Regions from separate parts of the Mus musculus genome. Here region 1 is linked to region 2. Evidence: chromatin loops called from intact Hi-C (ENCODE). Cell type or tissue: left cerebral cortex. All regions are shown on one strand. Links, peaks and the distances in the headings refer to the core of each region. The heading gives the core; the rest is flanking DNA.

Region 1 (16,668 bases), core at 5,178-13,177, 830 kb after region 2:
AGCCACGTATGTAGCAAAGAATGGCCTTGTGGGACATTAATGAGAGGGGAGACCCTTGGTCTTGTGAAGGGCCCCAGTGTAGGGGAATGCCAGGACAGGGAAACAGGAGTGGGTGGGTTGGTGAGCGGGGGTAAGGGTAGGGAATAGGGGGTTTTAGGACGGGAAATGAGGAAAGGGGATAAAATTTGAAATGGAAATAAGAAAATATCTAATAAAAAAGAAATTTCTATGGAAAAAAGATATTTAGGTATAGATTAATGGAAAGCTATTGTAAGATTCTTTTATTTATTATTTATTTTATTCATTACTTGTGTGTATATGCATGTGTAGAGTGTATGTGTACTTGCATGAGTACATGTGTGTGTGCTCATGTGTGTGTGTGAAGGTCAGAGGTCAATCCTGAACGTCCTCTTCCACTGTTTCTCACCTTATGTTTTGAGTCAGCGTCTCTTGCTTACTGATTGGTTTGACTGTCTGGCAGGATTTCCAAGGATCTGCACATCTCCACCTCCCCAGAGCGGGGATTATAAATACCACTTGGCTTTTCACATGGATGATGGGGATCCAAGCTTTGGTCTGCGTGCTTGTGTGGCAAGAATATTACTAAATGAACCATTCCCTCCAGACAATTCTTTTAGTTTTTTTTTTTTTTTTTTTTTTTTTTTAGGAAAATCTCTAAGATGTAACATTTTTAGAAAATTGAGAGCCAAAATTGTTTCATATTAGTCACTGTCTAAGGACTTCACCATTGTAAAGATACGACTGGATAAGTTTACTACATTGCCATTTGTTTGTTGAAGTTAAGGGTGGAGGAATCACTACAGGAGGTGTCTCAAGAGCAAATAAGGTCAGCATCACTGACGAGATTTAGGAAGTCTGAGCTGTCTAGAATGTGTGTAGACATTTTAAACTATGATCCTCAATCACTTCAAGCCCTGGGAAGATGGAGATTAGGAAAGTTAAAAGACAAGTAGTCCAGAAGGCATTGCTGCTGGTGGAGAGGTTGAGTGGGAAGAAAGCCTGGGTACCCATGGCCAATCAGAAGTACAGTTTGGGCTAAGCCACTTGGTGGCTATGCTACATTGGAAATAAAGTGATCTTTGGCAATCTGTTCTTTACTTCACCTGGTTTTTAAAATTCAATTTCATAGATCACTGCCCTCAATTAAGTTTATTGAAAGTTTTCTCTGTGACACGTAAATTCTTGGAAAAAGCAAAAACAAACAAACAAACAAAAAAAACCTCCATGTGCAAAGGTGAGTTCACTTTGTAGTACATGCTAAAGATTAAGAACTTTTACATATGGGAGCCAATGAAAGCTGAGTTCTCACCACCCAGAGAAGTGCCTCCACCAGTCTGAGACTAAGTTAGTCATTAAAAACATTAGGAATGCATCATTTCAGGGTAAACAGAAACAGACTCAAGCATGATCAGTTTGAGATTTGATGAACTTTTTCTTCCAGTCAGATTACATTTTTGGTGATGAGCATGCAGGTCCAATTTAGATTTTCAAGTGAAAAGGTCAAATAAAACTGTCTGGAGACATTCTTGGCACTGCTGGGAGACTCAAGAGCCAACATTTTTCATGAGAAAAAGACAACCTGTTTTCTCAAGGTCTTTTTAGTCCAGCTGGGGAAATTCAAAACCAGAGATTCTCGATGTGTTTCGTTTTTCTTTCTGAGACAGGGTTGTGTAGCTGGCTGGCCTCAAACTCACTTATGTAGCCCAGGCTGGCCTTGAGTTTCTGACCTCAAACTTACTTATGTAGCCCAGGCTGGCCTTGAGTTTCTGACATTCCTGCCTCAACCTCCCGAGTGCTGGGACTTCTGGCATGGGCCTTTTAAAAGAAAGGAGATAGTTAAAAAAAAAAAGTTTATTTTTATTTTAAATTAGGGGTGTGTGTGTGTGTGTGTGTGTGTGTGTGTGTGTGTGTGTACCCATGCACACATGAGTACAAGTGCCCAATGAGGCCAGAAGATGTGGTGGGTTCCTTGGAGCTTGAGTTACAGGCGCTTGCAACCTGTCTGATATGGGTCCTGGAAACCCAAATTCAGACCCTTTGTAAGAGTGGTGTGTACTCTTAACCCCTGAGCCATCTCTTCAGTCCCCAAAAGGTGATTGTTAGTGCCTCAGTCTGTAGAAGAGAAACCAAACACTAAAGGGTAGGTATCAGAATGCAGAATGGTGGTACTTGAGAGCATGTTGCTACCTGGTTTTCTTTACCTGGTAGGAGAGAAAGATAAAGTATGTGCATGATCGAGTATGTGCACAAGTAAGACTGTGCATGAGTGAGTATGAGCAAGTGTAAGTCTGTGTGCACAAGTAAGACTGTGTATGAGTGTGAGCAAAGTGTGTGTGTGCACAAGTAAGAGTGTGCATGAGTGAGTGTGAGCAAAGTGTAAGTGTGTGTGCACAAGTAAGAGTGTGCATGAGTGAGTGTGAGCAAAGTGTAAGTGCATGAGTGAGCACAAGTAAGAGTGTGCATGAGTGAGTGTGAGCAAAGTGTAAGCTTCAGCCTTTAAGGCAGGAAATTAACGAGTACAGAAGCTCATTTCAAAAATATTTATGGGAAGAGCAGTTATAAAATACAAAATGTAAAAACACAAACATTTATAAAAACAAATCAAGAAACACATTGGAAGATGGAGGGCCACTCTGGCTGCAGTGGCCGCAGCTTATCAGAGAGCAAGGTGCTGACTTGGACTTCAAAAGATGCAGAAGATTTAGATAAACACTGGCTCCCTCTGGTCTCTAGACCACTTTATAATACTTTTCTATAATTGAGGTGACAAAAGAGCTTATATTCATGTGGCCTCTGTCCATTTATACTTTCCTTTTTTAAAAAATGTATTCTTTTTTTTATTGTTTTTAAAAAGATTTATTTATTTTATTTATATGAGAACACTGTAGCTACCTTCAGACACACCAGAAGAGAGCATCGGATCCCGTTACAGATGGTTGTGAGCCACCATGTGGTTACTGGGAATTGAACTCAGGACCATCTCTCCACTCCCCTGTACTTACCTTATTAGATACAAAAACCAATGAAGATTTAAAGAAGTCATTCCTTTAAAATAAAGTACACAATTATATCACACATACTTATCTCAAATAATTGTTCTTTCTGGAAAATTGTACCCGGAAAAGCATTTCTTTGCTTTAAATTTGATAAATTTTATGTTTGTGCTAATAGACTGTTGCAAGTAGGTGCAGTATATCTTCTAATAAGTGTTTTATATATACCTCATACTAATATATAAATTTATCAAAATTAAAAATTTCCCTATCATTTCTACTGTAAAAAAAAAAACTCAACAAAATAAAATAAAGTACACATTAACAATGGGGCTAAGGATGTAGCTCTATGGTAAGGTACATTCTTAGCATGCTCAAAGTACTGGATCCAATCTCCAGCAGGGACAACAACAACAAAAATGGACAATAACATAAAAATATATTCTAATGAAATATAATTGTATCCTCCCAAATGAAAATATTTAGTTGGAAAAATGGTATGTATGGCTTTACATTTTGCTTTACTTTCCCTTCATTTATTATTAATTGAAGTGTGTGTGTGTGTGTGTGTGTGTGTGTGTATACATGAGCAGACATGTACACATGTACAACTGAATACACATGAAGGTCAGAGGACAACTTGCGGAAGTTAGCTCTTACCTCCTTCACCTTGTGGCTCCTGGGGACTGCACATAAACTTAGGTTGTTAGACTTGGCAGCAAGCACCTTTGCCGTCAAGGCTCTCTTACCAGTTTTACATCTTGCATTTTTAATGTTTTAAATAAAAGATAGCTAGGCTTTCCTATTTGTATTATTATGCTATCACAAGATACACAGCATCTGAGCAACAACTTTGTACAGTCGCAAGAGGATGGCATGAGAAGACAAACGGGATCTTAGTGCCAGAAACATCGTCTTGATAAAAGTTAAGGATGCCACACAGAATTCAAAAGTGGCATAGGAGTTGGGGGAGGGGAGCAAGTACTTGTAGCTGGAAAAGATTTCCATGGTTCGCTGTGGAAGAGATGTTTCTAGCTGCAGGACTGCTTTGTCAGTTTAGCATCATCAGCATCTTACTTGTGGCCATCTTCACTGACATCTGCTTGGACCACTTTGAAAGCTTTGTGGCAGGAACAAAAAATTAAAATTAATCGTTAGTCCCAGGCTATTATAAAATTATAGAGTTTTAGCAATTTTCTTTTTTCTTTTTCCTGGTTTTTCGAGACAGGGTTTTTCTGTGTAGCCCTGGCTGTCCTGTAACTCACTCTGTAGACCAGGCTGCCCTCAAACTCAGAAATCTACTTGCCTCTGCCTCCCAAGTGCTGGGATTAAAGGCGTGCGCCACCACGCCTGGCTAGCAATTTTCTTATGGATTGCTTTATTCATTCAATTTATGTGTGTTTACATGTTCCAGGGTGCAGGAGAAGCACTAGTGACAGAGGATGAGAAAGGCAAACCTGCTTATCAGAGCTCTCAGCTGAGTGGGAGATTCCACTATAATACATTTGCATTGAGTGAATTCATCTGGAAGGCCATGGAGGACAGAGCTACTAATGATGGCAGGTGGATGAGGTGGGCCATTGGTGGGTGGGGCGAAAGATCTCTAAATGAAGTCCCAACTACCAATACCCAGTGACACCTGAGCACAGAGAGAGTGAGAGACACAGCTCTGGGGTTAATCCGTCAGGTTTTTTGTTTTGTTTTGTTTTGGGTGTGGGGTGTGGGTGAGACAGGAACTTATTATGTAGACCAGGCTAACCTCAAACCTCAAACTCCTAGAGATCTGCCTGCCTCTGCCTCTGTTTCCTGAATGCTAGGATTAATGGTTCTGTGCCATCTGGCCCAGCTAATTCTGCAGGTTTGGGAAAGTGGGCAGGAGCTATTACAGGACAGTTTGCGTGCACACACACGCACACACACACGCACACACACAGAGAACATATCTTTCCTCTACAGCTGCATCTTGTCATTGCTGGGTCTGGTAGATTTAGCATCAGATGTCAGATAATCTCTCTGATACCTCCAGCTGACTCATCCTTTTCTGTATTTGTTTTTCTTTGTGACTCAATAACTGGGGTGAAGAGAAGGAGTAATTTAGATCATTACAACAGCTTTAAACCAAATACTGAGAACAGCTTTAGTAGCTGAGATAACTGTCTTTAAAGATGTAGCCAGACAACCTGTGTACCAGCACCACCTGCAGGGGGTGAGAAGGCCTGCACAGGCTGTGACACTCAGCAGAGACCTGGGATGCTAGAAAAGCAGGTTGGGGGACTTGTTTTGTTTCAAAATACTCGAATCCTTTTCTTCTTTCTTTCTCTCTCCCTTTTTTTAATGATCATCCTGGTGACTTCTACCTAGGCTTCTGAAAACTTGAGGGCAAGAGTCGTAAAATTAAAATTTATTATTGGTTCCAGGATATAATTAACGATCCTTTGGTGAGCATCTCCTGAAAGCCTAATCTCAGCATCTGAGGAGAACACGAATTTAACGGCAGCCCCTAGCCAAGCTCACGTACACTCTGAGCTTTACACTTACGCACTTATACTTAGAACTTTAAGGTGATAGGTAAATGTTAGTCTGTGGTGTATGCCTTGCTGCTGGGATACACATGTGCTGCAGGCAGACCACTTAAGGATGGGGGTCCAAGACAGGGAGTCCCCAGCCTGTGTTTCCCCGGGTGAGAAACAGCAGGGTCTGGGAAGGATGCTGTGGTTCTCAATCTCCTGTGTACCCAGACGCTACTGGGGACCCAGAGGAGTTGAGAACGGTGGTCTGAGAATCTTAGCATCCTGTATGCACCAGTCAAGAAGGTGATGGCAGGCGCTTGGACTGGGCAGAGTCCAGTTTGTTTCCCAGTGATGGCCGAGAGTACAGAAGGGTTGAAAGAGAGAAGGCCTTCTCTGAGCGATTTAGGGAGGATTTTTTACTACGAAGCCTCCCCTCCCCCCAGTCACTGATAAAGGAGATGATCCTTGTTTGTCCAAACTCACGGCAGATGTGAACGCATATGTCTTACTCAGGAAGAAGCAGGAAGTAAATACCCTTTGCAGGAAAAGATGCCCAGGAAGGGAGCTCATTGGCTGAACACTCAGGCCTCTCTAGACACCTCATTAGCATGGAGAACTCCAGGTTTTTATGCTATGTGACTGATTGTCATGGTCACTTCAGTGCTGTGTCATGGTCATGTGTTCCAGAACAGGTAAGTCTGGCCAGGGTCTGGTTCCAACACATGCTATTCTTAATTATGAGATTTTTCAGGGGTTTTGAACCTGTTTCCACCTTACAGGTCTTCTGTCTGGTGGCACAGTCCACTTGCCCCACAGGTAAAGTTAGGAACTGATTCTATCGAGGAGGCTCAGCCTTCTCCGGAGCAGGCTGGCCAGTACTGCAGCTGTTGTGTTGCTCTCCTACATCTTCCAGGGATGAAGGATAAAGGCTATTTCATAGCTTTTGTTTTAATTAGGTATTTTCTTCATTTACATTTCAAATACTATCCTGGAAGTCCCCTATACCCTTCCCCTGCCCTGCTCTTCAACCCACCCACTCCTGCTTCGTGGCCCTGGCATTCCCCTGTACTGGGGCATATGTTCTTTGCGAGACCAAGGGCCTCTCCTCTCATTGATGGTCTACTAGGCCATCCTCTACTACATATGCAACTAGAGACACAGTTCTGGGGGGGGGGTACTGGTTAGTTCATATTGTTAATACTCCTAAAGGATTGCAGACCCCTTTAGCTCCTTGGGTATTTTCTCTAGCTCCTTCTTTAGGGGCTCTGTGTTCCATCCAATAGATGACTGTGAGCATCCACTTCTGTATTTGCCAGACACTGGCATAGCCTCAACAAGAGATATCAGGGTCTTGTCAGCAAAATCTTGCTGGCGTATGGAATAGTGTCTGGGTTTGGTGGTTGTATATGGGATGGATCCCCGGGTAGGGCAGTCTCTGGATGGCCCTTTCTTCCATCTCAGCTCCAAACTTTGTCTCTGTAACTCCTTCCATGGCTATTTTGTTCCACATTTTGGGCTTCCTTTTCTTGAGTTTCATGTGTTTTGCAAATTGTATCTTGGGTACTCTAAGTTTCTGGGTTAATATCCACTACCAGTGAGTGCATATCATGTGTGTTCTTTTGTGATTGGGTTACCTCACTCAGGATGATATCCTCCAGATCCATCCACTTGCCTATGAATTTCATAAATTCATTGTTTTTAATAGCTGAGTAATACTCCATTGTGTAAATGTACCACATTCTGTATCCATTCCTCTGTTGAGGGACATCTGGGTTCCTTCCAGCTTCTGGCTATTATAAATAAGGCTGCTATGAACATAGTGGAGCATGTGTCCTTATTACAAGTTGGAACACATTCTGGGTATATGCACAGGAGAGGTATTGCTGGGTCTTTCTGTAGTACTATGTCTAATTCACTGAGGAACTGCCAGCCTGATTTTTCAGAGTAGTTGTACAAGCTTAAAATCCCACCAGCAATGGAGGAGTGTTCCTCTTTGTCCTCATCCTCACCAGCATCTCCTGTCACCTAAATTTTTGATCTTAGCCATTAAAGGTGTGTTCCTTAAACTCGGAGATTCAATCTTCTGGAATCCATAGCCACTGTGGCTCAAGATCTTCAAACCAAGATCCAGATAAGGATCTCCAAGCCTCCAGATAAGGGTCACTGGTGAGCCTTCCAATTCCGGAGTGTAGTTCATTCCAAATATTGTCAAGTTGACAACCAGGAATAGCCACTACAATCTGGAATAACAAAAATCCTAGGACAGCAAAAACTATTCTCAACAATAAAAGATCCTCTGGTGGAATAACCATGCTTGACCTCAAGGTGTACTACAGAGCAGTTGTGATAAAAACTGCATGGTACTGGTACAGCGACAGACAGGTAGATCAATGGAATAAAATTGAAGACCCAGAAATGAACCAACACACCTATGGTCATTTGATCTTTGACAAGGGAGCTAAAACCATCCAGTGGAAAAAAGACAGGCATTTTCAACAAATGGTGCTGGCACAACTGGCAGTTATCATATAGAAGAATGTGAATTGATCCCTTCTTATCTCCTTGTACAAAGCTCAAGTCTAAGTGGATCATAGAACTCCACATAAAACCAGAGACACTGAAATTTATAGAGGAGAAAGTGGGGAAAACCCTCGAAAATATGGGCACAGGGGAAAAATTCCTAAACAGAGCAGTGATGGCCCTTGCTGTAAGATCGAGAATCGACAAATGGGTGCTGTAAGATCGAGAATCGACAAATGGGGACCTCATAAAATTGCAAAGCTTCTGTAGGGCAAAAGATAATAAGACAAAAAGGCCACCAACAGATTGGGAAAGAATTTTTACCAATCCTAAATCAGATGGGGGACTAATATCCAATATATACAAAGAGCTCAAGAAGCTGAACTCCAGAAATTCAAATAACCCTATTAAAAAATGGGGTACAGAGCTAAGCAAAGAATTCTCAACTGAGGAATATACCAAAGGGCAGAAAAGCACTTGAAAAAATTGAAGGCCCAGAAATGAACCCACACACCTATGGTCACTTGATCTTTGACAAGGGAGCAAAAACCATCCAGTGGAAAAAAGACAGCATTTTCAACAAATGGTGCTGGCTCAACTGGTGGATATCAGGTAGAAGAATGTGAATTGATCCATTTCTATCTCCTTGTAATAAGCTCAAGTCTAAGTGGATCAAGGATTTCATAGCTTTAAGGAGTGAAAACATGAATTCTGTTTTTGAGGCTTCAAAAAGTTAGGTGTGTGAGATGATAGAACAGAATTTGTACTGCATAGCACTTTATGTGGAGCAACTAAAGATTTCCTTTCCCAATTCAAGACTCTGCCAAACAAAAGCCTCTTGGCACCCTGCTTGGTTTCAAACTAACCCTGGCAATTTGTGTCTTCTCATTCTCTGCCTCAGCATCCTCTGCTGACCTGCACTGAACTGTAGGAACTCACAGGAACTCGACTCCACTGCAGTCAGTTGATTTAACTGCCCTCTCTCTGCACTGCTCTTAGGTAGCCACAGCTTCCTGTACTCATGAGAGTTGGGCATTTCCTATCTCTGACTCATTCTGTCAAATCTTTCTCTGATCCATCACTTTGTCTGCCCCTCAATTAGACACCACTTTCAAACATGGCTGCTTCCTTGTACAAACTAGCTTTAACTTCATTGTTTGGGATTAAAGGTCTGTAGTAAAAGCATGTCGGTATTCCAGAAAGAACAATTAAAGGTGTGTGGCCTGTCGGAATTCCAGCTGGATCACACAGACCCAGAAGGTGTTCAGATGTGATCCCTTGAAAGAATAGCCACATTGCTGGATTAAAATTCCTGTACCGTATGATAATAGGTTTTGTTTATTTGTTTTTAATCTGAATTTAAAGTCTTCATATACATTCATGCAGTATCTTTTGGGAAAGCCATCATCACTTTATGCCTCCCATTTGACAAATGCATGAACTTGTAGAGTCACACTGCTGTATAGCACTGTCTTTCAAACCAAACCACTATCATATTCAGTTCAGCTGCAAAAGACCATCACAGCTGGGCTGGGAGACGATTAATACAGAAGGATGGGAAAATTCCTGGGCACTCCACAGAGCATCTAGCCACTTCTTCCAACCAGTTCTATGTAGTTCTGCTTAACTGCATGAGGAGTTGAGATTTCAGGGACAGGGTTATAACATACATGCCGAGAAAAACTAAGGGAAGGGGCTTGATTTGCACAGGCATGGGGACGCCAGCATCCGTACTGGAGGCAGACCTTCCCGTGTGATTGACTTCAGGCCACTCCTTTCTGTAAATTTCTTCACAGTGCTTCTGTGGGTCTAACAAACTTATTGGTCCCTAGGGTGAACTTTAGTAGAATCACAGAACGTGATAGTGTTTAGCTCCTCAGAGTGAAAATTCTCTCAGCACAGTATGACTTCTTTTTTTGCATGCAGACTATGGCTTGAGTCAAAACTATCTCCCAGTTATGTTCAAATATGACACAAGTTATGAAAGTAATGGTGTAGTGAGTAGAATGATAGTCAGAGGTAAGGGTTTCTTAGTTCTTATGCAATCTGAAACTTCTCCAAGTGCAGTCATGTCTGCCAAAGAGTTTCTTACTTATTACAAATACACTATTGGCTTCACCTCAAAGCTAAATCAATTTAAGACTCTAAGAGGGAATAGAAGAATCTGCATTTTAAGTTCCTTAAATAGATACTCACATTAAGATTTGGGAGGTAGCCACTTGGCACCAGGTGGGCTGGCAGAGCACACCCAATACGACCCTCTCCTAGAGCCACTTGGAAGATACCCAGAAGCTCTGGGCATCACTAAAATGACCAAGTAAGTGGTGGAAAGATGAAAGAGAAGGAGAAACAGAATGTGCACAGTGAAGAGAGTTGGAACTGGAGACTTTAGGGTAGTGAGGAAACACCTGATGTGAGTAGCTGGCGATTCCACCTGAGACCATGGTGAGGTCCTGGCTGTGCTGCCACCAAGGGCCATATCTGACTGAGTCCATGGCCCTACAGTAGAGAGGGGTCTGTTAGCATCAAATGCCATGCAGATATCTCTGATCTGGGCTGCTACCTGGGGCTATGTTGGTGTCTGGACACTGTGCAGAGCTGGTCCTGTCCCTCACCAGTGAAAGCATTCAGGAGAATGGGCCCTACAGCTCTCCTGGGCAGCACAGTAGAGCTGGTGGCATAGGAATGGTTGAGCTGGCCCTAATAGTGTGAACATGGGAGAGCTGTCAGGCTGACCAACTCACCTACTATCCAGGCCCAGATCCAGGGTTTTGAGTTGACACATTCCAACATCTACCCCATCTATGAGCTGCTGAAACACATGAAGGGGACCATAGCTGCAGAATCTCCATGACACAGGGCAACAGGATATCCAAGAGGAGCCCTAATTTTGATCCAGTATTGACACTGTAGCAGAAGTCAGAGGCCTTGAACCAGACCAATGACTCACTGCAATGAACATTTGCAAGTAAAGTTGTTTGGGCAAAAGTGTACACTGTGGGGCACACTAACACAGTACAGCTTTTATGGTCAGATTTTTTTGTTTGTTGTTTGTTTTCCTTTGTGGGGGAGATTACAAGGGCAGATATGGAGGGGCAGGGAGATGAGTGGAATTGGGGTGCATGATGTGAAATTCACATTTGGGAACTATGAGTACATCTTGTTAGATTCCTTCATATGACCCTGATGACTAATAAGAGAAATCAAATGATTTGGTCAAAGTGGTATAGGCAGTGAAAGGCAGAAGTCAGGCTCAGACTCAAATCTTGGTTCCCAGGCTAGAAGATTTTCAAGTATAAGCAGTCTGTATTCATTTCTAAGTCTCCAGAGACCCCAATGAAACAGGAATTTATTTGCGTTCATTGTTTCTTTATTCTCCTTACCGACTTAATACCAATAATTTATTCTTAATGGGCTCCCAGCACTTGCTAAATGACCTTCTTCTTTGGGGAAATTTAGGAAGGAGCTTGTGGACAAAGCTATTTTGTTATGTTGTTACTGTCTTAACTCTTTACAACGAGACAGGCAAAATCATTTTTAACAAGCACATGCACTAATTTTTCTCAAATCATAAGACATAATAAAAAGCAAGTGGAAAAGTCTGCTACTAGTGTTCAACAGGAGTATCCCACTCTATGTAACCAGGTACCATATGGTACCCCTACCTTGTTCAGCATGCAACCTAACAATTTATTGCTAGGTGTCTTGGCAGCAAGCTGTGTGAGCTAAAGTGGAGTCTCATTGAGTTAATTAATGTGGTGGCAGCTTGGAATGTTGTCCAGCTGCCAGTGAGAATTATGTTTGTTTGCCTTTGGCCCAAGTGTGAAATGGCTGGCTGTTGATTTCAGAAGTGTGAGTGTACATTTTTATATCTCACACAAATGAATACATTTTTTGTACCTTACACATTTGCGGAAACACTGAAATTTATTGGGTAATGTAATATTATGTGTCACTTGTGTGGCAGAAAGAGAAAGGTGGAATTTTGCCCCAGAGGTTGACTTTGCATCTGTACAAGAAAGCGAAAACAGGTGGTATATAAACCCACGAGCAGGTAAATAAGCCATCTGAAATTAGTTCATCTGGCCTAATGTTTTAAAGAATAATATTAAAAGCAACTTTTTTGAATTAAAAGAAGCCAACTCTAGCAATGATGAGATAATTGTGTACACATAGTTAACCTTGGTTACTTTGTCATTTCATTTTATTGGATATGGCTATTTCAAATACAACTAAGGCATTTTGTGCTCAAGTTTCACATAACACACACACACACACACACACACACACACACACACACATCACCCGGTAAACATTGTATCCTGCACACTATAGTGTTGGTATGAGCTTGACTGTTCAGATCTAAGGAAGCTTCAGGGTTGTTTAAGATGATATTTCTCTTAGAGTGAAGAATAAATTAGACATATTAATATAATATATACCAGTGGGCATCAGGTCAGATTTATAAGAAATAGCTGCTGTAACTTCTAGAACTTACTTATTACTGTAGGACAATTTAACAAATCTAATCTGGCATCAGGTGAACAGTTTTTCCTGTAAAAATTCTAATATTTGTGGTAAGCCTATAAGTACATAATAACTATGGAAGAAAATCTTACATATGGAAGGAAATCAACTGTGGAAGAAAATTACCCTGATTTTTTTTTTTATTGTACTGTGACTTTTTTTTTTTTTTAAATAACCCCAAGTCCAATTCATGGTGTCCATACGCACCTGGGTGTTGTCCTGCTACACCCCCAAAGGAGAGTGACTTTCCCTCCCTAGACAGCCATCAACTGCCAATAGTCTCTGGCAAGGATGAGGACACAAGGGCCCCACCCCTAACCATGCTAGAACTTTAACTGACCAGATCTTGCTTGGATCTTGTGCAGGGAACCACAACTCTTGTGAGTTGATGTGTGCAACAGCTATGTCACATCCAGCTTTTCACAGCTCCCCCCTCCACTGCATTCCTCTCCCTCTCTCCCAGCCTTCATTTTGCACTTCTCATAGATGTTCTCTGAGCTACATGTTAGGGTGGTCGATACAGACAATTCATCCAGAGCCCACACTTTGGCTGGTTAGGAGTCTCTGCTTTAAACACTACCCAGTGAAGAAAGCAGCATTCCTAACCAAAGCCAGACACAGCACAATCCATGGGTATAAAGGCAAACACCCAGAAAGCAGCTTGGCAGCCTCACTGTTGAGCAGAACAAAACAATGGGGTCCCCAAGTTTAGGGCTTTTGCCACATATATTTTATAATATTAATGTATTACATACTTTTCATGGGTGCTAAACTTAAAAAAGGTTTTGTTTTAGCAAAATCAGCACGATTTAGTAAACACTTAATAAGATATCCTAAAAAATTCTAACATCAGGAGATTAAGAAAACACTATGTTAAAGGTTTTCAAAATATATGGAATCTTGTTCTTCTATGTAAAAAAATATATCAACAAAAGACAGTATAAATAAGCAGATTCTGTGGTACAGTTACTACGTTCTTATCAGTTTACTTTGCAGATGGGCTTCTGTTGATTCTAAGCTCTTATAGGCTACTTCATAAATTTAAGTCTTTGATTAATTTTGAACTAATTTTTGCTTTTAATATCTTGAGTATAAGTCAATTCTTTTGCAAGTAGATATCCAGTATTCTTAGTAACATTTGTTTTCAATTATTAGTAACAATTATTTTCCAATTGGCCTGCATGTCTATGATCAATTGGCCATAGATGTCTTCACTCTCAAATTTACTCTGTACTTTGCATGTCAGTCCATAATTGTGGGAATATCATCGTTTTGATTATTGACGGTCTATAATAACTTTTTAATCTTTTGAGGTCTTGACTTGCAATCCTCTTGCATTAGACTCCTAAGCAGGGCATGTGCACCTCTGAAGCTGTGCTGGGTTATAATAATGCCCTGAACAGCTTCAGAGACGGATGTGTCTGGGGCAGGGAGGAAGTGAAGAGATGACAGACAGGAAAGTTGGTTCCCACTGGAATTCTGTGTGGTTATTGAAATGGCCCTGAAAACCTAGGAAGTCCTTAGTATAAACAGAGAAAGCAGCCAAATGTGCCTGTGGAGGGAAGAGGCTGCGAGCCAAAGAGTTTATTCTTTATTTGTTTGTTTGTTTGCAATGCTTTAATGTTTTAAGTGGCCAGGCGGTGGTGGTGCATGCCTTTAATCCCAGCACTTGGGAGGCAGAGACAGGTGAATTTCTGAGTTCAAGACCAGCCTGGTCTACAAAGTGAGGACAGCCAGGGCTATACAGAGAAATCCTGTCTCGAAAAACCAATAATAATAATAATGATAATAAAATTAACTTTAAAAAAGGTTTTAAGTGCCTGGTCAGAGAGAAGCCTATTGGGCTCATGCTTTTTCATTCAGCAGCATGTCACGTCCTCTAATACGTCTTTATACTAATGACTCCATTGGTTTTCAGGGGAATCAGTTCTCTGTTATTCCTTCCTGCCTCAGACAGGTTTGTTCTGGAGCTGTGCTGGACAAGGCATTTATAAATCAGGTTTGATGGCACATGCCAAGCGGACATTGCCTAGTGTCCCATTCCCCCCAAGACTGCCAGTCACTGCCCAGAGCTGCTTGTTTTTTTGTTTTTTTTTTTTGTTTTTTTGGTTGTTGTTGGTTTTTGTTTTGTTTTGTTTTGTTTTTGTTTTTTGTTTTTTTGCCAAATAGAACCATAGAATAGTTAAAATGAAGGCAAAAATGGGAACACACTGGGTGGGATAGGGGACTTGATCGTGTATCTACCCCTTGGTACCCCCTCTTCCTCAAAGTGGTTGAATTCATTGTCCTTTTCCTGCAAAGCAAGAACAGGCCTCTGGAACACAGCCCAAGAACCGACACACGGCAATGCCTTCACTGCACTTCCCACATTCTCCAAACCTCTCCAAGGCGACGCCACAGAACTATCCATCTATTGGGTTTCTCTCTTATGCTCAGGATTGTACTCCCCTTTCCTTCGGTACTGTTCTTTAGTCTTATTACTTCCCTTCTCTCAGAGGTTCCCTCATCTCACAGAAGTCAGTGTCTGTGTTCCTGTCCCTGTTTGGGTGTCACTTTGTGGAATCCTGCAGAGCTCCAGGGACTCGCTCTGGCTAGAGACAGTGGGTTCAGGTGGATTGGGCTCTCTGGTGGAGAAACTGCAGCTCCCTGGAGTTCCTCATGTTTATTATATACTGGAGAACAGAGAGTCTGGGTTATTGTATACAGCTGAACAAAGCAATAGGGTTATTACGTACAGATAAACAGAAGGCAGAGCTATTATATACAGCTAAATAAGGATGTGGGCTTAGCTAATTTCAGTAGAAACAGTATCTGTAGGGACACAGTTTTCTTTTCTTTTTTTTTTTTTTTTAAAGATTCATTTATTTATTATATGTAAGTACACTGTAGCTGTCTTCAGACAATCCAGAAGAGGGAGTCAGATCTTGTTACAGATGGTTGTGAGCCACCATGTGGTTGCTGGGATTTGAACTCCGAACCTTTGGAAGAGCAGTCGGGTGCTCTTACCCACTGAGCCATCTCACCAGCCCGGGACACAGTTTTCAGATCTGAAGTATCCCACAGAGAGAAAACTATGGTAGGCACTTTCCGCACACATTATCAACATCCACATATGGACCAAAAGAAGGCTTTGCCATTTCCCTGTGAGTCTGTGAGGTAGCAGGAGGCTTTGCCATGTCCCCATGGGTCTGAGAGGTGGCATTCATGTCAACAGCACATATTCACACAGGACTTCACTCACTCAGAGCTTTCTCTCCTCCCCTATACTGTAAGCCATGGAAACAGGTAGTATGAACCCTCTGGCCCACAGCTATCTGGAGATCTCATAGGATAACTGTTGGTTTCTGTAAACAACAAAAAAAGCACCTTTAGGACTTGTGTGTCTATGTTACAGTGCTACAGAGTGGGGATAAAAGTCAGGGCCTGGAGCACTCTCCCACTGAGTTAAACTTCTTCTTTCCTCTCTCTAGCTGAGGTAACTGTCTTGTTATGTACCCCAGCATGGCTGGGGACTGGCTGAATTTCCCAGAATGGCTCCCAGGTGCTGGCATTACAGCTTGTGCTGCCATGCCCAGTGAATATACTTCTGTACTGCTTTGCATTGCATTGCCACCATAACAATATTGACAGTACCAAACCCTACCATTCATATACAATTTTTGCTTATAGATGCCAAAATTCTATTGTGTATAAATGCATTTTTAAAATTCTGATGTAATAGACATCTGGCTTAGTTCCCTTTCTTAGCCTTTGTGAGTATCGCAGCAATAAACATGAAGGGATGTGTTATTTCCTGGATATGTTGGCTTATATTCCTTCAACTCTATACCTACAAGAGATACAACTGTGTTGTACAATAGTTCTGATTTTAGTATTTTACATATTGATGTCTATGGTGGTTTCATCAATTATATTTCTACCAACAGTGGATAAGGGTTTTTCTTTCTCTACATTTTTGCTAGTATTTACTGTCATTTGTTTTCTTGCTGTTAGCAATTTTGACTGTGATTAAATGGACATTCAAAGTAGGTGTGTGTGCATGTATTATGCATGTTTATGTGCTTAGCTGGGTATGTGCACATGTATGCAGGTATACA
Region 2 (16,668 bases), core at 4,030-12,029:
GAGCATAGATATTGAGACTTGAGAGTTCATCTTGGAAGATTTTACCTTTGATGAGTATGAAGTGTCTTTTTTTGATAACTTTGGGTTGGAAGTTGATTTTATTCGATATTAGAATGGCTACTCCAGCTTGTTTCTTGGAACCATTTGCTTGGAAAATTGTTTTCCTGCTTTTTACTCTGAGGTAGTGTCTGTCTTTTTCCCTGAGGTGGGTTTCCTGTAAGCAGCAGAATGTTGGGTCCTTTTTATGTAGCCAGTCTGTTAGTCTATGTCTTTTTTGGGGGGGAATTGAGTCCATTGATATTAAGAGATATTAAGGAAAGGTAATTGTTACTTCATGTTAATTTTGTTGTTAGAGTTGGGATTCTGTTCTTGTGACTATCTTCTTTTAGGTTTGTTGATGAATTACTTTCTTGCTTTTTCTAGGGCATAATTTCCCTTTTGTGTTGGAGTTTTCCCTTTATTATCCTTTGAAGGGCTGGATTTGTGGAAAGATACTATGTGGATTTGGTTTTGTCATGGAATACTTTGGTTTTTCCATCTATGATAATTGAGAGTTAGCTTGGGCTGGCATTTGTGTTCTCTTAGGGTCTGTATAACATCTGTCCAGGATCTTCTGGCTTTCATAGTCTCTGATGAGAAGTCTGGTGTAATTCTAATAAGTCTGCTTTTATATGTTACTTGACCTTTTCCCCTACTGCTTTTAATATTCTATCTTTATTTAGTGCATTTGCAGTTCTGGTTATTATGTGTCAGGAGGAATTTCTTTTCTGGTCCAGTCTATTTGGAGTTCTGTAGGCTCCTTGTATGTTCATGGGCATCTCTCTTTTTAGGTTCAGGAAGTTTTCTTCTATAATTTTTTTGAAGATATTTACTGGCCCTTTAAGTTGAAAATCTTTATTCTCATCTATACCTATTATCCTTAGGTTTGGTCTTCTCATTGTGTCTGGATTTCCTGGATGTTTTGAGTTAGGATCTTTTTGCATTTTGCGTTTTCTTTGATCCTTGTGTCCATGTTTGCTATGGGATCTTCTGCACCTGAGATTCTTTCTTCCATCTCTTGTATTCTGTTGTTGATGCTTGCATCTATGGTTCCTGATTTTCTTTCTTTGGATTTCTATCTCCAGAGTTGTCTCCCTTTGTGATTTCTTTATTGTTTCTACTTCCATTTTTAGATCCTAGAAGGTTTTATTCAATTCCTTCATCTGTTTGGTATTGTTTTCCTATAACTCTTTAAGTGATTTTTGTGTTTCCTCTTTAGGGGCTTCTAGCTGTTTACCTGTGTTCTCCTGTATTTCTTTAAGGGAGTTATTTATTTCCTTCTTAAAGTCCTCCATCATCTTCATGAGAAGTGACTTTAGATCCATGTCTTGCTTTTCTGGTGTGATGGTGGGAGGACTAGATCCAGGACTTACTATGGTGGGAGAGTTTGGTTCTGATGATGCCAAGTAACCTTGGTTTCTGTTGCTTCTGTTCTTATGCTTGCCTCCCGCCATCTGATTATCTTAAGTGCTTGTTGCCCTCAATATGTGTGATTGGAACCTGTCCTTCCTATAATCCTGGTTGATTCAGGACTCCTCAGAGTCCAGCTTTCTCTGTGATCCTTTGAATCCAGGATCCAGTGAACCTGAGATTCTGGGTGTATCAGAGTTCTTGGCAGTAAGCTTCTTCTGAGACCCTGAGATCCTGGTATGACCAAGCTCCTGGTATCCTGGTATCCTGAAATCCTAAGATGTAGGCTTGTTACAGCGACTGGAAGTGGTGTCTCCTCTGGGGACCGTGGGGCTGTCTGGTGTGTTCGAAAACAAGGTATACCAGCACCGATCAGAAGGAACCTGAGCTGCTGGTCAGGCAAGGCTCCTGTGTCCTTGCTCCTGCTGTCACAGGCCTGTCACGATTGGTTTGGAACCAATGCTGTGTTCCACTCACTAATGATCCTAAGATCCTGGGCTTGGAGAGTCCTCTGGGGACATGAGACCATCCTCAGAGTTGGCGCCCAAGGTGACCCGGCAGCGCTGGTGCCGACCGGAAGGAATCTGCGCCCTTCCAGTCAGTGCTCTTGTTTTTCGAGACAAGGTTTCTCTGTATAGCCCTGGCTGTCCTGGAACTCACTTTGTAGACCAGGCTGGCCTCAAACTCAGAAATCCACCTGCCTCTGCCTCCTGAGTGCTGGGATTAAAGGCGTGCGCCACCACGCCCGGCTCCAGTCAGTGCTCTTAACTGCTGAGTCATCTCTCTAGCCCTATTATTTTTTTTAAAAATAGGCAACAATAATGTTGCATTTTTGACTTGAATAAGTTTAGCTTAGCTTTTACAGCAGTATAGAGCATACTGTTGTGATTTTTAAGTGCTAAGTATAAGCATATACTGTTCCCATTTTTTAACTGTAGCCAAAATTTTTATTAAAATCTGTGTGTGAGCATCTTCTGAGTTTAAGTATTACTCTGCTAGATATGGTAAGAGCTATGTCATTGTAGACTGCTAGGTTTGTGCAGATAATTACATTTTTAGTAATTTTTGCCTAGTGCAAACTGTTAATCATTTAGGAAGGGGATTTTATTTTAATTGTTCCTCTTAATTTTTTTTGTTAGGAAAATTTTTGTTTGCTTTTTCCTCAGTACTGAGTATTGAGCTGAGGGTCTTGGCCAGTCTACGAAGCACTCTGTCACTGAGCTGCATCCCCAGACAGTTAGGCATATTTCAGTATGTGCCCTGTGCCTGTGTTCCGATTAGGAAACAAAGCTTACAGCTTCGCTGGCAATGTTCCATGTCCCTCACATCTCTTAGCTCTCCTCCTAAAGTACCACAATTAGGATTTGGTGTTTGTTCCCTCTGTGCATGGTCTTTATCAGATGCTTGTATCTCTGTAAGTACACATTTTTAATCTATATGCCTATCGCGTATGGGTCTGCAACTGGCTTATTGGATATTGAGTTATTTCCCATGTTGACTGAAGTTTCATCCATTCAGTTTTACTATTGTTTGGTGTTTGGTTGTAGGATTCTCTTAACGTGTGAATTTATCAATTTTCCTTGTGCTGGGCTGTAAGCTTGTTTCTCATGCCCCTATATGGACAGTTAAGCAATTTCACTTCAGGTTAGTAAACTGACAGGGCCCCTTGGCTTTTCTGTTAGATCTACCGAGGTGCACGAGTTGGTGGACTAAAAGAGGCTACAGTGCATTCTCAATACAGACGGTCTCCTAACATCCCAGGCGATTTCCCAGACTGCCGTGCTGGAGTTCTGTTTGCTGAAGATCAAGCTAAGGATCTTCTAGAGAAGTACAGACGGTAAGGAAGGAACGATTCTCAGTCTGCTCTCGGGCCGGGGGTTCCTGCTTTCCTCGCCCGCTGGCTTGGGGATGGCTGCAGTAACTGTGGGTAGTGGAAAGCCTTTCCTTGCGTTCTCTGTTACCAAGAAGTGCTTGGAGCCAGGGTATACTTTTTTGTCCTGTAGAGGCCTATCTGGTCCAGCCCTTTTCTAGGTTATTTTCCAACTTCAGTGATGGATGTCTGAACTACAGACATACACTTCAGATACTTGCTATGGATCTCATCACTATCCTACCTGTACCCCCATTCTTACAGAAATTGTACTTTTTAAGAAAACCTGGTTTTGGAATAGTACTAATTTATTAAAGTTAACGAAACCATGGAAGTAGGCAAAACACTTTAAACTGATACAATTCTTCCATCCAGAGATACATATGCACTGTTTTTAATATTCTAGTATTATCCTTGTAGCCTTTCTTATATATCTTTCATTGGAAACAAGTGAATGAGGGCCTTTATTTCTGTTATATAGAGAAGTCTAGGTAAACTATAGGAACCCATGTTCCCATTAAATTGTAGGTTCCTGGAAGCACAGAAACTCTCTTGTTTGTGGTGCTTATAGATCTAGCCATGGGTGGTGTATGCTGGTCCTCTCTAACATTTGTTGTTTGATAATTGAATGTTGCAGTGGCTTTGCTGGGAGTTGCTGTTCCCACAACCACAGACAGAGGTGGTGTGCACGTGTGTGAGTGTGTGTATGTGTCTGTGTCTGTGTGTGTGTGTCTGTGTCTGTGTGTTTGTGTCTGTGTCTGTGTGTCTGAGTGGTGTAGAGTTGGCTGGCTCTCGAGCCATTTGTTGAATGATAGACAGGTGTTAGTGACTAAGTTGTGACCTGGTCCTGGATCAGCTTCCCAGCCATTCTGTGCTGTGTCTGTGCGCCACCAGTACGGTGTGGCCAAGTCCTGTAGCTGAGAATGTTTACTATTCACTATTTAGACTCTTTCATGTATATTCTCTGTAGGTACAAAACCTCCCAAATACAAGAATGGTGTTACCCATACTACTTTGAAACCTGACCTTTTCATTTAACCAGTGTGTCGGTTTCCCTATATCAATAAGTAATGATCGTACAGCAAATGTTGGCAGACTTTTTTGTAGAGGGCCAAATGATGTGCACTTATGACTGTAGACCCTTTTGTCTCTGTGACAAGGTCTCAGCTTTGTCACTGGGACAAGGAAGCAGTCCCAGGTGACAAAAACAGAGTATGCTAGAGTCCAACCAGGGCTTATTTCTGGCTCACTCACTTATGGAATTCATATAATTTTCAGTCATAAAATAGGATCATTTTCCTTTTCCAATGACTAGAAATATGAAAATCATTCTTAGCGTCTGGGTCATATAAAGGCAGATCTGGCCCATGTGGCTCAGCTGCCAGCTGTGGCGCAGGGTGGAGTTTGACCCTGTAAGGCTGCAACGTGAATGTGCACTATGTCTCATCAGCGGCCTTGTGGGGTGCCTCTGCTCTCCTGGCCGGTGCTTTGGGGAACTTTTCCCTAAACCCATCTCTATATTTGTCTGAGTCATTCATTCATCCAGCACATATTTATTTCAAGCCTGCTATTGGCTCTGTGGCTCCAACAGGCACAGAGTAAAGCGACGTTAGTTTCTTCTTTACTTTATTTGATCATGTCATGCTTCTATAGAGGGTACTGTAATTACATTTACTGCCCCATAGTCCTCTCTTACCACCCTGCCCATTCCTACTGACCTCCATTTCCCAGCTCCTCCTGTTTCCCTGACTTTTTATTTTTGACTCATTGATTTAATACAGGTTGCTTGTATGGGTGTGGCCATGGCCGTGGCAGTGGATATATGCTGTTTACTGGAGCATAGGCAACTTAACAATTGCTGTACCACTGAAGAAAATGACTCCTTGGGCTACTAGTCAGTAGCTCCTCAGAGCCAGGAGCCCCTCCCATATCCACGTGGGGATTTTTGTTCTCTTTGATTTTTCAAGACATGGTTTCTCTGTGTATACCTGGCTGTCCTGGAGCTCACTTGGCTGGCCTCTGCCTCCCAAGTGCTAGCGTTAAAGGTGTGTGCCACCACTGCCTGACTTAAAAGCATATATCATATCCTTACCCCACCCTCACCTACCTGGCTCCCGCCCCCTGGAGTTTCGACTGGCTTGATCTTTGTAGGTAGCCTCTGTGTGTCTGAGACTTGCATGAGTTCTTTCAGTTCTGTCTTTCTGCCCCACTGTTCCCGGGCCTTGGAGGGAGTGATGCACGTGTTTATGGCCAAGCACCGATTCTCGAGACTTTGGCAAGTTATAAGACTGCATGAATTGTCACCCACTGCCAAATGAAGCTCCCCTGATCATGGCTAGGTGCTGGTTATGGTGGGGTGCACCTTTAAACCTAGCACTAGGGAGGCAGAGGCAGGCGGGAAGGCGTGTGTGTGTGTGTGTGTGTGTGTGTGTGTGTGTGTGTGTGTGTGGTGTGTTATTTGGAGATGTGTTATAATAATCATGGCTGTTTTAATTCTCCAGTAGTTTAAAATTTATTTCTTTTTTTCGTTAGACGCCCTCCTGCTAAAAGGCCCAACTATGTTAAGCTTGGCACACTGGCTCCTTTCTGTTGTCCCTGGGAACAGCTGACTCGGGACTGGGAGTCCAGGGTTCATGCCCAAGAGGCAGCTATTATAGCTTCAATGCCTGGTGCTCAGGAGACTGACCCAAGACGGCTTGGAGTGCCTTGTGTCCCCAAAGAGATCTGCCAACTATCTAATGAGGCAGGCATAGCTGAAAACCAACCCAGGAAGCCAGAAGTTACAGGCTGTCAAGCGCAGGAGGGGACCAAAGTGGCCATGGAATGGAATGCCAGTGAGGCTCATATGGCTACCACAGGTAGCCAGCTCTGTGTTGTTCGGTAAGTATAGGCAGCTGCCAGGTACATTTTGAATAGTTTTCCATATTGAACAGGCTCTGGGTATGAACATTACCTTGTTCCTATATGCTAACTCATGACTTTCTGAAAAGGGGAGCCATTCCTTTGATGTTTCATAGAGGGCCTAGGGAAACAGTTTAATACATGATTTGAGACATGGTACTAACTTATGAAGTGGTTGAAAATACTGTCCTTGGCCAGGTGGCCCTGATTGGTGACAAGCCTCTGTTCTGAGCCAGCCTCTCCAGTTGTGAATTGTGTGGATGTGGGATGGACCAGCAGCCATTCCTCATAGCAGGGTGGAGTTGCTTCTGCTACCATGTGCAGAGAGCACTGCCCACTCAGACCCGACAGTGCACTCTCCTATTGAGTAGTCTTTTTGTCCACCTTATTTATCTTAAGATTTTTATATCCCTGTTTCTTCTCAAACTCTCCTCCTATTGCTTTTCTTGCTTTAGTTATAACCCTACTTATTTTTATCTTATTTTTCTGAATGCCTTATTTTCTCTGGCCCAATTCTATAATCTTTGAAATGACAGACATGAAAAGATTATTGGAACTAAGTATATGTCATGCTTTAAATGGTTTTTAACTTTGTCCCTTGCTTTATGTAGGAGTAGGAAACTGCTGAAGCAGCTCTCGTCCTGGTGTGGGCCCAGTTCTGAGATCAGGAGGGCTCCCTGCAGAGCTCAGCAAGAACTGACTAGTAACGTCTGCTTGTCCATTCTGAATGACTTCCCCAGAGCCCTGGTGTGGGTCAGCTTGTCCCTGCTCAGGAAGGGCAGCCCAGAGCCTCACACCATGATCTGTGTCCCATCTAAGGAGGACCTGCACCGGCTCAGTCAGGATCAGTGCTACCATGGACCCTGGGAATCCAGACACAGCGACCCATTTAAAAGCCTGATTCTGAAGGAGAAAGAAAAGAAGAAAAAGGAGAAGAGGCAGGATGGGGAACACAGAGCCTCCGAGGGCCAGGCCGCAGGGCCGCCCATAGCTGGGCAGGAAGCTCTGACGCAGGGGCTGTGGTCAGGCCCCCTTCCAGGACTAACCTCACACTGCTCCAGGCTCCTCCTAGGCTTTGTCACACAGGGAGATTTTTCTATGGCTGCTGGCTGTGGAGAAGCCTTAGGGTTTGTTAGTATGACCGGCTTGCTGGAAATGTTGTCCAGCCAGTCAGCAGCCATGAGGGGCCTGGTGCTGCTGCGGCCTCCAACCTCACTGCAGTATCGGTTTGCAAGAATTACCATTGAGGTGTGAATTTAAGTTTATAGCCTGGTCTTAAATTATAACTATTTTGGTCAAAGCTCACAGAAAGTCCTGGCTGTCTCTGTCACCATCTGATTTAAGATATATTGTGGAACTGCGTGGAAACAAGAATTAAAATTATGTAATCATGTGGATGATGATTTGTTTTTAATCTGACTCTTTTCCATCTTTTCCTGTCCTGGGAATATGCTTAATTGTTTAACATGCTAGCTGAACACTTTGTATTAGAAATTTTATAGTCACATGATGTGCAACAATAACTGTTAACGATTTTTTCTAAGGAAGAGACTGTAGGATCCTGGGTTATAGCTCAGTGGTCAAGCTCTTTCATGTATGAAGGCCAGGGTTCGAGCCTCACATCAGAGCTAAAGAAACAGGCAGATGCTGGAGGTGCCTGGCCCTGCATCCGAGGCCCAAGGTGTGTGGCTGCACTCAGTTATGTCTTGCTGAGCTAACATCGTGTGCCATAAAGAAATCACATGTGGCTGTGTATTGTCAAGTGGGCTGGGTGTGTGACAGTGTGCTGCACTCCCTGGTGTTGCTTTGTTGTTTCTTTTTTTTTTTTTTTTCAATTTTTTATTAGATATTTTCTTCATTTACATTTCAAATGCTATCCTGAAAGTCCCCTATACCCTCCCCCCACCCTGCTCCCCTACCCACTCACTCCCACTTCCTGGCCCTGGCATTCCCCTGTACTGGGACATATAAAGTTTGTAAGACCAAGGGGTCTCTCTTCCCAGTGATGGCCGACTAGGCCATCTTCTGCTACATATGTAGCTAGAGACACGAGCTCTGGGGTACTGGTTAGTTCATATTGTTGTTCCACCTATAGGGCTGCAGACCCCTTCAGCTCCTTGGGTACTTGAAAGGACCCTGATATAGCTGTCTCTGGTGAGGCTATGCCAGTGCCTGGCAAATACATAAGTGGATGCTCATTGTCATCTATTGGATGGAACACAGGGCTTTGTTGTTTCTTAATCTTTCAAAAAAATGCCATGGAAATACTACTCTTTATTGGATTGTCAAAACTGTCTGGTTGATCTTTAGAGAACTTTCTGGAACTATTAAGGAGATCCTGGGTACTGCATAGCCTGTGGGCTGCAATATGGATGGCTGCCACCCTCATGATATCATATATGATGTCATATGACATCTAGAGTGGTACAGTGGAATGCCCAGCTAGTTAAGAAGCAACCAGAGTGCTCGCTTTAGAGCACTTATAAAAGTTGTATACAGATACAGAGAAGATTAGCACAGCCCCTGTGCAAGGATGACATGGAGGTTCATGAAGCAACAAGAGAAAATATTTCAATTAAAAAAAAAATCTAGTTAAAAAAAAACATTGTCTTTACAGATAATTTCTGGAGGCCTTGATGGTTCATTTTCAAAATATGTTCTGTTAAATATGATAACAAAGCAAAACCCAAGATCAGGTTGATTTAAGATAATTTAGGTTAAGCAAAAACATTTTTTTTTTGGGAGAGGATGGACTGGAAAGGTGGCTCAGCAGTTAAGAGCACTATATGTTCTTCCAGAGGTCCTGAGTTCAATTCCCAGCAACCACGTGGTGGCTCACAAACATCTGTAATGAGAGATGGCCTCTTCTGGCCTGCAGGCATACATGAAGGCAAAATGTTGTATACATAGTAAATAAATCTTTAAAAAAATTTTCCTTTTGTAATTAAAGGATTTCTGGAATTTGAGTGTGGCAGTGGACATTGGGAATCTCCAGGAAGTAGATAAGAATACATAATATTTTTCTCTCTCTTTGATCTTATTCTTTTTTGGATAAACATTTTGTAGGACCAGTTAGTAAAAACATGCTCTGGTTTGTGTGTCCCGGACACAGGACAGCACTCTCAGCAGGGTGATGAAACAGCAGGCCACACCAGTGCAGTCAGGGTTCACTGGAGGTCTTGAAATGGGGTGGGAACAAGCTCTTTGGGTGGTCCAGTAAGTGCCACTAGGGCTCTTTCTCCTTGGAGATTTTTGACATGGGTTGGGAAAAGACAACAGGCTTTATGGTTGAGGCTTGAGCCATGCCAGCCTCCTTCAGTGTCCAACTCAGATGAGCTGAAAAAAAAAAAAAAAAAAACAAGGTAAGTTGCAGTCTGTAAACAGAAAAATATCACCCGATGTCAGTAGTAGGTATGGACTCTTACACACTTGCTTTGTAGGCGGAATGCCATTTTGTTGCTTAGCAATTCCCCTGGCAAGTCTGAGTATACTGTGTGGCTGGCTCCCCAGCTGCGGTCTGTAGTGCTCTGCCTGCTGCTCACTCTTCTCTGTCAAAGAGCCATGTGATAGAGTATTCGCAAATCTATTCCTAGAGCACTGTCCTGGGAACAGTTCTCTTGACCTGGTGAATCTGGGAAGAGCTGTACTGTGTTCCACTGCAGATTCCTCGTGCATATTTGCATAGTGGCGATTGCAGGGAAGAAGAGTCTGTCTTGCACAGCCACTGCCCTCCATACCTATTGTCCAGGAAACATACGCTTTTTTTTTGACATATCTTTTTGAAAAAGTGGTGGTCTGTCAGAGAGATCCAAATCCAAGACTGGTAGGGTTCCTGTTCTCTCTATCAATGGAATAGACATGGAGTAAGTGACAATGGCTTTCTGTCCTCTTATTGAGGGACAAGGATGTCAAGGCCCACAAAGTCAGGTGCTGTCCCAAAGATTGTAAGTTGAACACTTGGACCAGTTACAGCCATATAAGACAAAATTAATTTTGGGTGGTTTTGTTTTGCATTTTTTGGGGCGAGTGTATGCCATTACATAGTCCTGGCTATTCTAGAACCAGGCTGGCCTTGAATTCAGAGGGTCCAACTGCCTCTGCCTCCTGAGTTCTGGTCCTGGGACTAGAAGGCTCCATCACCATTCTCAGCTTCTGGGTCATAGTCTTAAAATATATGAAGTGTTAAATTTCAAGATCTGTTAGAGACAAGCCTGCAGGAAGACCTGTAAAGGATTGTCTAAGGCAAGCCACCAGATACACCTATGGGGTTAATTGAAGCAGGAAGACCTGCTGCCGTGGAAAACACCATATCCCAGGATGGGACCCTGAGCTGCATAAAACGGAGAACATGATCTGAGCCACAGCGTTCTTTTTTCCTGATTGTGAATGGGGTCTGATCAGATGTTTCACTCCAGTTGTCCGACTTCCTCACTATGATGGGGTGGGGTGTATTCCTGAACTGTGAGCCAGGATAAACCCTTTCTCCTTTGGGTTGCTTTTGTCAGGGTGGCGGCAGCAACAGGAAAAGAAACAGACTGAATGCCAGTTGACTGTTTTCATCAGGAAAATCAGAGAGCGAAGCCGACACCAGTATTTGTTGGTGGTTTGAGACTGTCTTTGCAGGCATTTTCTTACCTCAGTCATGAACTGCTGTGTCTAGCAGAAAATTTCTTTTCCCAGGCAGACTTCATAATCCTGTCTCAGCCTTCAGAGTATTTTGATTTCTTGTACTGCTGTATGTGGTTAACAACAAAATAATTTAAATCACCCGACTTCCACCATCTAGATGAGAACTACCACTAGCTTTCCCGAGCTATCCATTTAAGCATTAAGATATAAATGAGTGGGCATCTTTTAAGAAAAAGTAGTGGAGGGTTTAATTGGTTAAAATGAGAACCTATGCTCACATAGTAGAGTATGCTTGTACACACACACTGAGCCATGCACATTACACACTTACACACACAAACATATACACTTATGCACACATGCACTTGCACATCCATGTGTGTGTACTTGCCTACGCTTGTGCGCTCTCGCGCGTAACTCCCCCCCCCCAAACACATACACACACACACACACACACACACACACACACACACACACACACACACTGTGTTAGTTGCAGATGTCAGAATAGCAAGTTAGTTACACAGTTCTGGGCAGGTCTCCCCAGAACTATAGGATGCTATAGGATGTTGTTTCATCTCTGGCTTGTCTGTATGAGAATCACCTGAGAGCCCAAGCCTGAGCCAAAGTATGAGCATCTGCTAGCTGCTCTCTGGGTCCTTATGATGTGTGACTCCACTGGGGCCGAGAGGCCTGCCTCTTTGGACCCTCTGACTTCAGAGACCTGTGAATGAGTAATGGAGTCTCAGATGTCTCATAACTCCTGTCTGCTTAGCCAGCTTCGTCTACACCAAGAAACTGTATCCCTCTATGACATCAGCTCTTCTGAGCTGTTGACATCTAGGTGGAAACTTAATGAGACATTGTGGTCCAGACTGGGAATTCTACCTGGGACAAACTCATTTTAAAAAACAAAACCAATGGACCAATCAAAGCAAAAACCAGCCTGGCTGGTACTTGTGTGATTCCGTGATTCCAGTATCCCAGAGTACTTTGGCTTTTTTTTTCTTTTTATTTCTTTTTTTTATTATTATTAGATATTTTCTTTATTTACATTTCAAACGTTATCCCCTCTCCTGGTTTCCCTTCCGAAAACCCCCTGTCCCCTCCCCCAACCCAAGTACTTTGTTTTGATATTTTCCTCTCCTGGTAAGAATGTCCCAAGCTCAGATGTTCTCAGTTTTGCTGGTAAAGCATGCTACCCACTCCTTGAGATGTCAATTTAACTGGACTTAGTGGTGCCTAAAAGGCCCCAAATTTAGAACCACTATTCTGACTCTTAAAAAGAGGTTCTACTGCAACCCCCTAGGGGTGTGCCTGTCAGTTAAGGGAAAGGGCAGGGCAGCCAGCCATAAACCGACACAGGTCATTGAAATCCCTGAAATCCAGCTGGGGTCAAGTGAGTGTCCAAACTCAATTCAAAGTATTTCCAACCTCTCCCAATCCATTTTGAAAAAGTATAAAGTTAACCGGATTCTGTCCTTGGGGACAACCCCAACGCCACCCCATCTCCCCATATGTGTGCATTCATTTAAGGACACACTCCTAGCTTCAGTCCAGCCTCATCATAGCCTGCTAGGCCTGCTCACGGTGTTCCGGACAAGCTGGACTTTGTGCTCTTTCCATAGGCGCTTGAGACCTTGATCCATTTGCCTTTGCAAAGACCTGCTCTGTTTTCACAGAATATCCTCATCCAACTCCGTCTCATCTGTATGGGCTTGACTTTAGTGGCCTTACCTGCCACTCACTTAAAATACGTTGCTTTTATAGACCATGGTAGTGCATGCCCACAACCCCAGCCCGTTGGAGGTTGAAGCCAGAGGATGAAGAGGTCAAGATAGGCCTGAGCTACTTAGTGAGATACTGTTTCAAAACACAAAATCAAAACTAAAGCCATTCTTCTACGTACATCTTCCTCCAGCCCATGACAATTTCATTTCCTGGTTACCTCGCAGTGTGTAATCATGTTTGCATTATGTACTTGTATAACTCTTACACATCAGCCTCAGGAAGGTGAGACCGTGTCTTTTATTAATGTTTCAGTATAGCTTCCTTCCTGGCTCTTAACTCATCACTTCTATCTAATATATTTTTGTTGAATTGAAATTTTAAGTGATCAGAGGTCCGGTAAAAGTTGTAATGAGCAAGTAAGCCACTAGGTGGTGCCAAGACCATGAGCATAGGCTGTGGTTAGAAAGATCCTATTAAAATACAATTCTGTTGTGCAAAATCCTTGTTACTAAGGGTATTTATGTGGTCTTAGATTAATCAGTACTCCATCTTTTAGAGGGTATACCCATTTGGGCAGAATCCTAATTGACGAAATTTTGTTATGTGGAGTGTGTGTGTGTGTGTGTGTGTGTGTGTGTAACTGTGGTGTGTGCATCCATGCATCAGATTGTAGAGGCCAGAGAAAGATGTTGTGTGCTTTCCTGTACCTCTCTCCACCATACTGCCTTGAGATAAGGTCTCTCTCTGAACCAGAAGCTCATTGTTTGGGTTAGCCTGGCTGACCAATCAGCTCTCAGGATCCAGCTACCTCTGTTTTCAAGTGCTGAGGTTATAGGTCTGCACAGCTATGCCCATGGGCTGTGGGGCTTTAAAGTCAGGTCCTTATGCTTCAGAGCAAGTGCTCTTATGAACTGGACCATCTCCCTAGTCTAGTTCTATGAAGTGTGTGTGTGTTTGTTTATATGTGTGTATTTTTATGTGTGTATGGGTGTGGTTGTATATGGGTGTTTGTGTGTGTTTGTGTATGTGTGAGTTTGTATATGTGTTTCTGTGTGTTTGTGCGTGCATGTGTGGCTCACGTGTTGATGTCAGAAGACAATTTCAGGAGTCACTTCTCTGTGAGATGTGGGGGTTGAGCTCAGGCTTTCAGGCTCACTGCACAGATGCTCTTACTGACTATCTTGCTAGCCCATGGGCTCTCTGAATCTTGAAGATGTCTAGAAAAGAAATAATGGAAACTGTCTTATATAAAGTGTAATGCCTGCTCACAGTATCCAGCCAGTCGAACAGAGCAGAAGGCTTCAGTGACAGTGCCCTCTCTTCCTTTCCACTCTTATTTTTATTGAAGTCACTTATTAACCTTTTGCTTTCTTTTCTCTAAGGCAAACAAACTAGCCTTATGTCTTTAGCTTTCCTTCAGCAGAGGAATCTTCATTGACCCCGTTCTTATAAGCCTGCGGTTGTCCTGGAGACTGTTCATTTTCTGGCCCCTAGCATCCAACTTCTATGGGAGATCAGAAGGAAGCCCCAAGGACAAGTTTTACCTGTTCTCAAGACATTACAACAGGAAAAGATGCCCAAAAGTAGGCCAGGAAAATATGAGATAGAGCCCTCCAGGTCAAGATGACAATGTTCTGTTGTTCTGTTGTATCTTTTGCAGAGCTATGTGAGTGTGCCTGAGTGTGTGTGTGTGGTATGTGCGTGTGTGTGACTTCTTGAGGTGGACTCTGGAACAAGCCCTAGCAGCTGGCATGTGCATTCTGATGTCAGTTTTGCCAGACGCAGAGCTGTAGCTGTCAGGGGTCCAGCAGATTTCCCGATCAAGGGACCTGTCTGTGCCATCTGTGACTACTTCCCACTGTATAGCCACAATGGTCATTAGGAAGGTAGCCCCAGGACCATCACTTGGTCAGAAAATGATAAGCTGGAGTTACCCTGCTGGCCTTGGACTAGCTGTGCGAGGCACTAGTTCTTGCCCAGCTTGCTTGCAGCTTCCACCCACCCCATTTTCTTCTCTTCTGGCTCAGTTGCTTCCCTGTGGGCTTTTTTCTGTTTCTCAGTGAGATGGGGGATGCTAGAGAACAGACTCCGATAGGCTTATGTTCCTGGGATCAGCAGCCTCAGCAATGGGGACTTAGAATCTCAGGTGCCATTCCCAGACCTAGAGGAAACCAAGCATCTGGACCAGATCCTTGAGTGTGATTCCCACAGGCAGGAATGTTCCAGGGCCGTTCACAGAGTCCCAGGTGTCCAAACACTGCTACCACACCACCCTGCTATCACCAGAGCTCCTGGGCACTTGCCAAAGGCACACATTTCTGAGCATCAGCCTCCAGAGAGCCCAGCTGCGCCAGGCCTGTGGGTGGCCAGCAGTTTGTGGTTTCATTAGCTCTGGGGGTGATTTTGTGGGGTGTCATCAGAATCACCAGGCTAGACCATCTTCTGAGTATTCTCTACTCCAGGGATTCTGATATTTTTGCCCTTGACACTCTTGGGATGTTAGAAACCAAGGCAAGATGTTTGTTTGTTTGTTTATTTGTTTGTTTTACATGCAGAGGCTGAGGTTCTAGACTACTGTGTGCCTTTTCTCCCCACATCCCTCAGTAGGCCTTGATTTCTAGGTGCTGGCTGTTGAAGAGTCTGGTCTTTCCCCAGCATCTTACAGGCATCTGCCATGTGGCTCCCATGGCTCCCACACTGGGGAGCCAGCTGAATAAGTTTTGGTGGACTGGGGGTGACCAGATGTTAGGGTACTCAGAGTTGAGCTGCAGCATCTTGACTCTCGGGTGTTGCTTTTGAGCAAAATGTCAGTGTCTGCTGTATCTGGTCTTCCCAAATGCTCCTGTCATGTTAGTCATCTGTACCATATCTCCAGAAGCCCATGTGGATGCTAAGAAAGGATGCTCAACCAAGGCTCCAGTCCTGGGCCCTTGGTTGGCTATCTTGAGGTTGCAGGTCTTCAAAGTGGAGGGTGGACCTAGTGGGTGATGAAGCAGCTGGCCAGAGCTGTAGATCACCTGGGGGAGAAAGGGAGATAGGAGACTTCCAGGGCATCCTGCCAGGCCAGAAGTTAAGAAGTAGCAGGAGACTCCAAACCAGAACAAAGATTCCCTTAGAAGCCACTTCAGGGTTGGGCAGCTTCAGACTTCATCTCCCAAGCTTCTCTGAGCCCACTGCTTGAGGTCTGTCTGTGGGCCCTGTCTTTGAAAGGGGGGAAGGTAGGAGTTACTTCTTATGTTGGGGAAGAGCTTGGTTCCTGATATACTAGTCAGTTCATTTACCCGCCTTTCTCCCACATGAGGAGCTACACAGCCGCTGGAGAGTTTTACTTTTCTACTGCCAACTCTGTTTTCTACTGACAACTCTTTGACTCTGTTCCACTCCACCTAGAGGCTGGGGAGGAGGTGGCTGTGATCTGAGCCCTCTCTATGTTCCCAGGTAGAATTTAGGCACAATTTTATAAGTCAGGTGGAGGTGTCTACCAAACTGTATTGACCATAGAAACAAGCTCAAACACGACCTTGAACAAGAGTCCCCAAACCCAGCATGCGGCTTTTACAGAGCCACCCAGGACTCTTCACTTCTCTCATTCTCAGTGGGGAAACAAAACATCAGTCCTGCCAGCGTGGCGTGGAGTAGATCTGCAGGCTTCCAGCGACCTCACTCAGGCACTAGTTTGTCAAAAGTGGAACACTAGGCTTGTGATCCATGTCATACAACCACACTCTCATCAAGACTCCCATTTTCCTTTCTAGATGAGGAAGCCAACACGGAGAGAGGCCACTGACCAGCCAGCCAGTAGGAAACAGAACTCAGGCTGTCCTAAGTCACACACACACATTGTGAGATTTACCAGGCTTTCTACATCAGAGTCATGCAGGTGCTCCAAAGCACACGAGAGTCACACACTGCCTTGTGTCGAAATTGCTCAAGCTTTGGCGGCCAGAGAAGACAGTTTAGGAGTCCGGTGCTCAGGCTGTCGGGGGAATCTGGCTTCCTTTGTCCTGGGGTTGCTTTGGAGAGCCACGGAATCCTGATAGATTTATTTTCTTTGCTTTCATTTTGCCTTGATATACTGGTGATATTTA

Evidence for each region. Peaks named below come from ENCODE experiments on the same cell type or tissue, not always from the same donor. Only the 100,000 strongest peaks of a DNase experiment are listed, where the experiment ranks them.
Region 1: a loop joins it to region 2, with 7 times the contacts of the local background. A loop is called at or near these places in 11 of 42 quality-filtered maps.

The regions. Positions count from the first base shown.
Region 1 is chr15:35,347,765-35,364,432 of GRCm38, forward strand. No RefSeq gene overlaps it. Among named protein-coding and RNA genes, the nearest start is that of Vps13b, 15 kb to the right of the region's middle. In left cerebral cortex, for the core only: a CTCF peak has its summit at 5,222; a DNase peak (open chromatin) is centred at 5,214.
Region 2 is chr15:34,523,032-34,539,699 of GRCm38, forward strand. Pop1 (processing of precursor 1, ribonuclease P/MRP family, (S. cerevisiae)) reads left to right here. Exons shown (of 16, transcript NM_026340.3): 14 at 3,132-3,286; 15 at 5,852-6,199; 16 at 6,832-7,622. The coding sequence ends at 7,474. It overlaps Gm22208 (a small nuclear RNA gene), which reads left to right and starts at 8,683; the gene lies at 8,683-8,792. In left cerebral cortex, for the core only: no CTCF peak of the experiment used is centred there; DNase peaks (open chromatin) are centred at 7,124 and 9,723.